Linked DNA regions of Homo sapiens: region 2 is linked to region 1. Evidence: chromatin contacts called from ENCODE Hi-C or POLR2A ChIA-PET data. All regions are on one chromosome and are shown on one strand. Each heading gives the region's core, a stretch centred on a gene start or an enhancer-like site at or near the end of the contact. The rest is flanking DNA. Distances are from core to core; before and after follow the strand shown.

Region 1 (5,515 bases), core at 209-2,708:
CAGCCCAGCCTGACCCTGGCCAAGCACCTGGCACATACAGGCCTTCATCACATTTTAAGTTTTATTTTATTTTGGGAGCAAAGCTTTACTCTGTGGGGAGGATTCCAGAAGACACATCGAGAGCTCATGGTAAACTCAAATTAGGTAGAAATGTACATAGAACCCTCCAGCCCACTGCTCCATGTTCTGAGGGCCCACAGATGTTCTAGGCAGGTAGAGTAGGCGGGAAGGCTGAGGGTGAAGGTGGGGGCAGAAGAATGAGCTCTGTGGTGGCCAGCAGATGGGAGAGTATAGGCTCTTAGGATCCGAGGCCCACAGGACCAGCAGCTTCTTAGAGATCGTGTTCAAAGGGTACACGTGGATGCAGGAAGGCATGGGGGTGGTGGGTGTGGGCAGGAGGACTCCCTGAGGCCATCTGCTGAGACTGTTCACCAGAGGCTGGAGCCCAGCTTTTCATTCCCTGCCCTGTGACTTGTGCAATATCACCCTGTCTCCCAGAATTGTTCCCCCCGGCTGGGAAATAATGGCAGATGGGTGCAACAGTCTAGCTTAGGGACCTGTTGAAGGGCAGTCCTTAACCCTAGGCATTTAAGAGCCAGAGTAGATTATGAGGACAGGCTACTCTAACCCCCAAAACATCTTCTGGAAGATGGGACCTCCTGGTATCAGACAAAAAGTATTTTAGGGTTGCACTCTCCACCCACCATGCATTGCAGTCCAGTGTAGCTGAGCCAACATTTATTGAGCACCTGCTCCATGTTCGTTTGAGAAGATCTCGAAAAGCCCTGTTCTGGGAGATGGGAGAACTGGGATCCAATACCTGGTCTCCTGTGAGTAAATTAGCTTTGTGATAACAGCTCTTGGTCCTGGTGTCCTCTGTAACAGGAAGGGTCTGGCCAAATGGTGTCCATGTCCCCCTTTTGTTCTGACCTCTGTTCTAAGCTGGAGATAAGACAGGGTCCCACTCACAAAGCATTTCAGTCTTTCAGTTCCTTTTCCCAGTGGTGATCCCTCCCTGGAGTGCAGGGCTTGGGCAGGTGTTTGGAGAGGCCCTAGTAACCTGCAGAGCCGGCTCGTGTATTTCTTGGTCTGTGGGTGTCAAGTGTTTTTTCCCCTTGCCCCCAGCTGTAAGCCACTTGGTACTAACTAATGGTTAAGTGACCATTGCCCACACAGTGTGCTCCCCACAAAGTAAAGCTCGCCCACAACTGTTTTCCTAGCACCCCCACTGTTGACGGGAGCGGTGAAATTTTGGCTGTACTTTCCTGAGGGCCGGGCGGTTGTGATTTCTGTCTTTCGTACGGTCCTGTCTGTCTCAGAACAGTACAGAGCCTCCTCATCCTGGTCTCTCCGACGGCCTCCCACTGAAACCTTACAGTGATACCAGTGCGAACGCATAGGCTTCAAAAATAAAAAGTTACGAGGTGAGGAAGCAACAGGAAGTGGGGAAGCGAGTAGAACAAAGCTTGCGATATGTACTCAGAACGCTGTTGACCTTTTTTTTTCTTTTTAAAATCACATAGCTCTCTCAAATGGTTGGGTTAGAAGCTCTTGTTTGTTTTAAATGGTTGTGCCTCTTATGAGGCCTGTGGAGAGAATGAGTAGTGAGTGTGAAACAAGTTTGGGGAAGATGTGACTCCCCCTCCACACACACAGAACTTGGCAAAAGGTATGCAAATTCATGTCAGAGGCTGTTGATCCTTTCACTCTACTTTGCTTAATTAAAGGCTGGGAAAGTTATTTAAATTGTGCCTCTTGTATATCTTCGTTTGTAGGACTAGATTAGCTCTTGTACTCGAAGACGTGGGGAAAGTAGAATTCTCCCCCGACACTTTTTCTTTCTCTGCTTCTACCTCCGTTTTTCATTTCCACCTGATGACTTGAAGAAGGAGAGAGGCGATTCAATAATTAGTTTCCAGGATTGTAAAGGGCCCACGTATATTAACTTTAACAAAACCCCGTCAAGCTTAAAATGCCTCCTGTTGGGGAAGGCACATTTCACACATACAAGGGACAAGTCACTGGCTGGCCAGATGGAGAGAGAGATTGTTCCTTTAGACAACTAGCTTCTCATTTGAAGAGCAAACGTGGTCCTGAGAAATGAAGCTTCTGATAGGCACTCCCTCTTGGGATATTTTAGCTCACTTAACTCAGGTTGAGTTAGTTCTGTAGGGGCTTTGAGTGGGTTTGAGCTCACAATAATAGCTGTGCTAATGATAAGAGCTATGTGTTTGTGTGGGCTTCACCTGAATTGCCTCACTTTACCTTCCTATCAAGTGTTTGAAGTTGGGAGGGAAGGCATTATAGGTGCTTAATCAATGACGGCTGGATAATATTAATAATAAAAGAATGAAAACAGGAATGGTGAGCCCATGCTTACTGGGCACATTCTTTGGGGTTCAGAGGCTCCGTGCTGGGTCACTGGTCCAGTCTTATTTAACACTAAGGGATGCCAATGGAGAGATGGACAATGGGGACCTCCAGCAGTGACCCAAAGTGATGGAGCAGTGTCCTGCCTCTTAGTTCACTCTTGTCACAGCCTGCGTCTCTCACGTTGCCTTCACTGGCATCAGTTTCTGAGAGAGCTGGGCTTGGAGTGTGGTCTGTAGCCTGGCAATAGAATGTCTCTCTAGGGCCAGCTTTCCCTTGTCCAGGGCACATCCTGACCCGGAATCCTCCAGCTTTGCTGATAGATAGGCAGACTGGCCACTGACACACAGAGGTACCTCGCTTCTTGCCTGTGCCACAGCCTTACAGATTTCAGTGTCAACTGTATTCTACTGGAAGTGCACCAGGGAGTGGGCTATTTTAAAGAAAAGCTAATGGTTGTCTTGATTTTTTCTTTTTAAGTACCCCCTCTCTCCAATTCTATCTTATGTCCATGGTATTTTGTCTTTGTCATTCTCAGATTGTGTTTAAGGCCTGCTCTGAGTGTCTAGGTTCCAGTCTTGGTGGAAGGATTCAGTAACAGAGGCTGTTTTCACCTGCAAGACCCTGTAGGCACACAGTGCATCCAAACTGATCCACACTGGGGCCCATGACTTGGATACCTGCCTGCCTTCCTGTGGTTTCATTTCTGTTTTGTTTTGTTTTGTTTTTTTCTCTAATCTTGTTTGGTGGAGGCATGGAAGCCATAAGCTGGACTGTCTGCTAATTCAGTGAAGTTGTACACAATGAATGGAACACATAGAGCATGAGACTGAAACCATTTTTAAAAACCAAGCCGATTGCCTCTCATGGCTGTTTGACACTGCTGGGCTAATTCTGGGAGTTCTAATCAACTTACTAACGGAATCCTCACCTTCTGAAAAACCCAAGCCTTAGGTGTCTCTTACTCTGGCAGTGCCACCAAGCTGTTTAAAGGTGTTCTAGGTGGTGGTAACTGGCATTTTTCAGGTGGATGAAACTTGGGGGAATGTACAGAGAACTTTCAGGCAGATCTCGTGGCAGTCTGATTTTCAGCTTTCTATGGCAGCTGTACCAACTTGACTGTGGTTGGCGGCAACTGTGCGGACTTGATGCCAGGCCAGCCAGCACTGAGTTGAGACTGTGTAAGTGTGCTGAGCTCGTATTTTTCCTAGTCTTCTGGTTTTGAAGGTTGGGCACCATCTACCTGTGTAATAGATGATTAAAAACAGGTGAAAAATAATTCGAACCCAACTTCATGTTAGTATTTCCCATCCTGTTCCAGTACTGCCTGAATAAAGTTGCCTAAAAAAAAAAAAAAAAGAAAGAAATCAAAACTGCATCTTTTAACAACATTTATTTGAGTTCAGCCCAGGTTCTCTTATCTCCCAATTGGTTTTGATACCCTGATAGCCAGGCAGCTCGCTGGCTAGAATCTTTCATGTTAAATGCAGTGTCTTGGGCTGGGTGCAGTGGCTTATGCCTGTAATCCCAGCACTTTGGGAGGTGGAGGCGGGAAGATCGCCAGCCTGGGCAACAAAGTGAGACCCTGTCTTTACTAAAAATGTAAAAATTAGCCAAGCGTGGTGGCATGTACCTGTGATTCCAGCTACTCGGGAGGCTGAGATGGGAGGATGGCTTGGGACTGGGAGGCAGAAGTTGTAGTGAACTGAGATTGTGCCACTGCACTCTTGCCTATACGACAGAGCCAGACCCTGTCTCAAAAAATAAAATAAAATAAAATAAAATAAAAAAGGTAGCATCTTGGTTTACTGATGTAAAAATTCTTGTGGGAAATGTGGCCCCGAATGTGAACATATGAAATTGGCTTTTTTCCCCCAATTAAAAAGTGATTCACTATCTTTGTTTGATTATTGAAGTACTATAATGAATTCAGTGTTCAGCACTGGGGAGGCGTTGCCTCCCACACTCACCCATGAACAGAGCGAGTGCATTTGAACATAAAATTAATAGAGTTTGTGGCTTAGAAAACCACCTTGTCATTAACCACCAGTGCATGCCAGCCTGAAAGATGTTCTTGTGCCAGAGTAAACCACAAGGTTGTGGAAGAACGTAAAGGAAATGGGGGGTAACTTAATAGTAAAAGGTAAAGGCTGGTAGGTAGGGGATATGTTGGAGGGGCTACAGAATAGGGAAAGAAGGAAAGAAAGCTAAGTCTGGCTGGAGCTTCTCGGCCCTTAGGCAGGCTTGGACTTCGCTAGTAAGAAGTTTGCAGCGTGTGAGCTAAATATTGATGTTCTAGTTTCTGCATTTCCTTAGATTTGTATTTTGAAACTTCTGAGAAAAGGCAGTGAAAAGGAAATAGATAACATTTCTTGGGGCAGAGTGGGTTTACCCCCAGTGGCCCACCTTTGTTAAATTAGACTTAATTCTTAGATCCTGTGTATAAAACAACAGCAAAAAAATTTTTTTAAATCCCCCAAAATAAATAAAAATTTAGACTTAATTCATCTAGGACAGTAGTTCTCAAGTCGGGGTGGTTTTTGCCTTCAGGGGACATTTGGCAATGTCTGCAGATATTTTTGGGTGTCATAATTGGTGATGGTGGTGATGATGGTAGGGGGTGCTGGCAAGTGATAGGTGAAGGCCAGGGATACTGCTAAACATCCTACATGTACAGGAACCCCATCTCCAACAAAGAATGATCAGCCTGAATGTCAATAGTTGTGAAATCTTGACCTAAGAGCTTAGTTGCTGCGCATCTCATCCTCAGAGAGAGCAGTGTCTCAGCACTGGGCTGTGAGAAGAACATCCTTCTGCTGAAATGCAACCCCCCAGCTCCAGAGAGCTTCCCAACCAAAGATCCGGAAGGGTCCCAGGAGTTGGCTTCTTGATCCATCTGTGATAATTTTGCAGCTTAGAGGTGTTTCCACCTTTTCCTTCTAACATTTCTCCATCATGTCTTGTTGCTGCACAGACCTGTCCCCTAACATTAATTCTCTAATCCAGTGCCTTTTGTCCACGCTCCATGCCAAGTGCTACAATTTGGGTTTTTCTTGCTTTTCTATCTATTCTACCCATTGGGGGAGTCTTTGGTCCTCTTTAGGGAATCTGCTTTTTTCTTTCTTTCTTTCTCCTTTTTTTGAAA
Region 2 (5,054 bases), core at 852-3,351, 38 kb before region 1:
GCTGGTCTCAAGCTCCTGACTTCAAGTGATCCACCCGTCTTGGCCTCCCAAAGTGCTGGGATTACAGGCATGAGCCATAGCGCCTGGCTTATTAATTAACATTTTCTATTTCTTCTCTTGGTCAGCAGCTCTTAAGAGAAAAAAGATTCAACTCCTTGCTTTTTGGAGTGAGGGAAGATGGTCTAATACTGATTTTGGGGGGCAGTAGGTGTGGGACTTGCCGGTTTTCTTAAGATTGTTTGAGTTTATAACTCATCACCAGAAGTCTGAGAGGGCTTTGAGCCATATTTATTAAATGATATCAAGGGAGATTACCAGGAAGAATGATGGGATGGGGTGGCAGAGAATGACAAGGAAACCTGTCTCTCTCCTGCTTACAACCCATCAGCGGCCCCCACCAAGCAGTACAAGCCAGAGTCCATACAGTAGTCCTTAGCCCCCCTGAGGCCCTGTCTTTCTACAGCTCTCCTCCTCATTCCTCCTCTCCAGCCCCATATCTGGTATGCGCTTGCCTCAGGGCCTTTGCACAGCCGTCCTCTCTGCTGGGGTTGCTCTTCCAGAACCTAGATACTCATCTGCATTGCTCCCTCCCGGCCCTCTTTCAAGTCTTGGCTCAGAAGTCTGTCTCTTTCTCAACAGGGCTTTCCTCACCTCTCCAGTTAGGTGCGCCACACCTTCGCCCGAATGACCCATCCCCTTTACTTGCTCTGTTGTTCCTTTTCTTCCAAAACACTTCAGCCTGTTCCCGTCCTCTGTAGTTTGCTTGTTCATTATCTTTGTTGCCAGTCCTCCCTCTCCTAGAATGGGTTTGTTCACTGCTGCATCCGAAGCCCTCGGAAGAGTGCCCAGCACACAGTAGGCGCTCCGTAAATATATGTCCAGTGCTGTGTCCTTGGGGGCTCGGGAGGGCCCCCAGCTCAACAGACTTTTATCACATCTCAGGATCTGGATAATCTCTTTGCCTGTAGGAATTTTTTTTAATTAAGATTTTTATCATTGTCATCCCCTTCCCCCTTCCAGTTCATTTAAGACTGTTATGAAACAAAACTCATTATGCTTCAAAATCTGACAGAGCTAAGGCCCCGGAGAAAGTGAGAGGAGGCGGTAGCAGGGGGTGCTTCCTTCCATTTCCCCCCCTCCGTGGTTTTCTCCTGTGGTTGGTTCACTTAGGACGGCCCGGAGCCTACTGGGTTGAGGTGAGTAGGGCTTCCCAGACCTCGCAGGGTCCATCCACGGGAAAGTCTGTTGTCAGCCAGAGAAGAGAATGCTACCTTCCCAGGGCAGGGGGTTTCTCCAGACACCAGTGCTCAGGATGGAAGAAAAAAGGAAGCAGACTGGAGAGGAAAGGAGAGAGAAGTGAGGTGCATTTTGCATGGCTCAGCTGGAGGAATACTGTCACTAGAGAAATTAGGAGTGTGGTCCTCCTTGGGTGTGACTTAGTTTTCACTTAAAATAATGAGTGGCTTTCATTCATTTGTTCAGTAACATTCACCCAGCGCCTGCTGGGCACAGATGGGGTTGAAGGGCATGTGGGCCTGGGACCGGAGTCAAGTCTCCAACCACAGCTCAGCCTGCTGCGAGAGGGACAGTGCCAGGGGACCTTGGGTGTGACCCAGGGCTCAGAGCCAGTGTATTGGACTTCTCTATCTGTGGGTTCCTGGGAAGTGGGAAGGCCTGCTGGGAATAATTAATGTGTGGAAGGGAGGGAGAGGGAGGCAGGGCTTCATGAGGAAGTGGCTTAGACTCCTCCCAGCATTCTTTTCTAAACATTTCCCTAAATGAATCCATCCTCAGGCCTTTCGGAGTCAGGGCTGACCTGTCCTCTGACTTCTGCAGGGCAAGGGTTGGTTCTAGGCCTCAAGGCTTCAACTGTTAATCTCCTTTGGAGTTTTGGTTTTTCCATATGAACAAAGGAAGGGAGCTTAGTGATAGTCTTGGATCACTATGGGGATAGGCCAGTCTCACAGAATTATTGACAGACTGTCAGTGTGCTGTGATGTAAGATGTGTGAATCTGATAAAAGCTGCCTGAAGAGAGCCTCAGCTCTGGAGACCTGGGGTTTCACCCTCTCGCACCCCCTCCACCCCAATCTTGGTGTCTCATCTGCTAATAAAGTAGCAACGCCCACTGATTTGAGTTTCACCTCCTTTCATTTCCTCTCTCCTGTCTTCGGGTACTCGGGCCATAATGAGCTTCAAAAAGCCAACAGCTGAATGATCAGCCTCTGAATAATCAAGTCTGCAGAACTAAAAATATTCAGTTACATTATAATGCAGATGGTACTGATAAATTAAGGGGAAAATCATTGAGCCTACAATTGTTTTCCGATGCATTGTCCCTACCAGAAGTTACATAGAAAATAAATGAAATGATTTCACCTTAGTCAGTCTGGGCCTGTAGCTTAGTTGCTTAGAATATAAGGCTCAGGAGGCCAAAATCCTACTTTGAGCCCCACTTGGGGATTATTACAGCATCTTGACTGGTTACCCAGACTTGACTCCTATTTCCGGCCCTAGATGTCATGCCAAGCTCTTACCAGCTGTTTCCCACTGCAAGCAGTGGCTGCATGATACTTACCTTAGCTCTAGGGTGTATATGACTTGGTGTAATCTTATCTCTTTCATGGAAGAAACTGTTCAAGGTATACATACCTCCTAATGATGGTGTCAAGAGTCTGATTTTTTTTTTATATATATTAAAAAGAATGTGCTGGGTGTGGTGGCTCATGCCTGTAATTCCAACATTTTGGGAGGCTGAGGCGGGAGGATCATTTGAGCCTAGGAGTTCAAGACCAGCCTGGGCAACATAGGAAGACCTTGTCTCTACAAAAAATACAAAGATTAGCCAGGTGTGGTGGCACACACCTGTAGTCCCAGCTACTCGGGAGGCTGAGGTGGGAGGATTGCTTGAGCCTGGCAGGTGGAGGCTGCAGTGAGCCGAGATGGCATACCACACTCCAGCCTGGGTGACAGAATGAGACCTCGTCTCAAAAAAAAAAAAAAGTAAGGCAGGGCAAGGTGGCTCACACCTGTAATCCCAGTGCTTTGGAAGATGGAGGCAGGAGGATCCCTTGAGCCCAGGAGTTCAAAACCAGCCTGGGCAACATAGTGAGATCCTGTCTCTACAAAAAAGTTAGCTGGGCATAGTGGTGCACGCCTATAGTCCTAGCTACTTGGGAGGCTGAAGTGGGAGAATTTCTTGAGCCCAGGTGTTTGAGGCTGCAGTGAGCTATGATTGCATCATTGAATTTCAGCTGGGTGGTAGAGTGAGACCTTGTCTCCATCAAAATTTAACAAACAATAAACCAAAGAACGTATTTCTCATTTGCTAAGCATTTATGTGCCCTAGGTGAATAAGCCTTAGTTCTTTTTTAAAAACAAATTTATTTATGTATTTTTTATAGAGATAGGTTCTTGCTACATGGACCAGGCTGGTCTCGAGCTTCTGGCCTCAAGTGATCCTCCCATCTCAGCCTCCCAAAGTGCTAGGATTATAGGCACTTTGGGAGGCTGAGATTATAGGATTATAGGCGTGAATCACTGCGCCCAGCCCTTAGTTCTTATATATTACCTTGGTTTAGGTTAATTGAAGTAAATAAACCTATAATAATTTGATATAAGGTTTTAAATGTATATAATACATTCGTAAGTGAATTTATTAATTCAATAAGTATTATTCCAGTATATGCAGAATTCTAGGCTAAGCATTAGATCAAAGATTGGCAAACTTTCTATAAAGGGCTAGAGAGTAGATATTTTTACTTTGTGGGCCGTATCTCTGTCCTAACTACTCAACTTTGCTGCTGTAGCACAAAAGCAGTCACAGATCACTCGTAAATGAATGAGCGTGTCTGCGTTCCAATCATACTTCATTCACAAAACCAGGTGTTTGGCCAGGTTTAGCAGCAGGTCATATTTGCTGATCCCTGGTCTGACGGCTTCCACCTCTTTGTTAGAGAGACAGCTACGAACAAAATAGATGTGATCATGACCCACATGGAGTTTTCATTCTTTTTGGGAATAATTATTTGTAGCATTGCTTTGAAACCAGACCTGTTACAAATAGTTGACAAGTAGCTCCTGGGGGACATTGGAAATCTAGGTAACTTTACTGAAGAAAGGTTCTAGTGAACACCCATTTCTATTTATATTACCCACTGGTGTCTGTGTGGGGGTACTGTGTTTACTCACATTTGGCATGTAGGTACTATTTTTGAGTTGCTTTCTTTTCACTTCACAGAGTTTCATGTTTATTTACATATGTTGGTCTGGATTATATAATTTTAGTGGCTACATAGTATTTCTTGCTGAGTTAAGATATGTCATGTGCCCGGTGTGTAGTAGGCATTTGCTAGATGTTTGCTTTCAGTTTGCAGTAAAAGCCTTTCAGAGTTGGAAAGGGATTGGTTTCTGCAGAACTGAAGGGGAAACCATTGACTTGGGAGAACCCTAGGAGAGATGGGCCTGGATGATGTCCGCTTGCCAACTTGCTGGGTGACACCTAGCATCTTGCAGCCAGGGAAGTGTCAAGTATGTATGTCAGTGCAAATGTAAGGGACAGACTGGAGGGTGACCTTGTATTCCAGAGCCCTGCTCCCCACGTGCAGGGAAAGTCTTTGTGGGATGTGGAGCAAAACTTGGAGCCTGGGGAGGTTTGTGGGGGCAAGTGGGGAGGAAAAGCAGCCCCATGCAGAGAAGATAAAAAGCCCAGGGGGCCGGCGGGGCACTGGCTCACGCCTGTAATCCCAGCACTTTGGGAGGCCGAGGTGGGCGGATCACGAGGTCAGGAGTTCGAGACCAGCCTGGCTAACATAGTGAAAACCTGTCTCTACTAAAAATACAAAAAATTAGCTGGGCGTGGTGGCTGGCACCTGTAATCCCAGCTACTCGGGAGGCTGAAGCAGGAGAATTGCTTGAACCTGGGAGGTGGAGGTTGCAGTGAGCTGAGATCGCACCATTGCATTCCAGCCCTGACGACAGTGCGAGACTCCATCTCAAAAAAAAAAAAAAAAAAAAAAAAAAAAAAAATGCCCAGGGGGCCGTGTCGGTTTAGGT

Evidence for each region. A loop is a pair of places that touch in the nucleus more often than their neighbours do. ChIA-PET counts read pairs that join two places held with the same protein, here RNA polymerase II (POLR2A). Pooled maps may share reads with other maps.
Region 2: a map of CD8-positive, alpha-beta T cell shows a loop between it and region 1 (2.0-fold over the local background). The contact joins two enhancer-like sites. A Hi-C loop is called at or near these places in 5 of 168 maps with a recorded cell type or tissue (CD4-positive, alpha-beta T cell, CD4-positive, alpha-beta memory T cell, CD8-positive, alpha-beta T cell and 2 more), 12 of 37 single-sample maps with no recorded cell type and 15 of 50 pooled maps. POLR2A ChIA-PET finds 5 or more read pairs at or near these places in 24 of 52 experiments (A549, CD4-positive, alpha-beta T cell, CD4-positive, alpha-beta memory T cell and 17 more).

The regions. Positions count from the first base shown.
Region 1 is chr6:42,386,439-42,391,953 of GRCh38, reverse strand. The region is part of intron 2 of TRERF1 (transcriptional regulating factor 1); the gene reads left to right. Among named protein-coding and RNA genes, the nearest start is that of TRERF1, 63 kb to the left of the region's middle. RefSeq lists an enhancer at 1,432-1,581. Within about 2 kb of position 1,458, at least 7 of the 41 ENCODE cell types and tissues checked have a DNase peak (open chromatin) inside an H3K27ac peak, as active enhancers do; they include CD4-positive, alpha-beta T cell, CD8-positive, alpha-beta T cell and natural killer cell, where a contact is called at or near this core.
Region 2 is chr6:42,425,503-42,430,556 of GRCh38, reverse strand. The region is part of intron 2 of TRERF1 (transcriptional regulating factor 1); the gene reads left to right. Among named protein-coding and RNA genes, the nearest start is that of TRERF1, 24 kb to the left of the region's middle. RefSeq lists an enhancer at 1,196-1,285. Within about 2 kb of position 2,101, at least 10 of the 41 ENCODE cell types and tissues checked have a DNase peak (open chromatin) inside an H3K27ac peak, as active enhancers do; they include CD4-positive, alpha-beta T cell, CD8-positive, alpha-beta T cell and natural killer cell, where a contact is called at or near this core.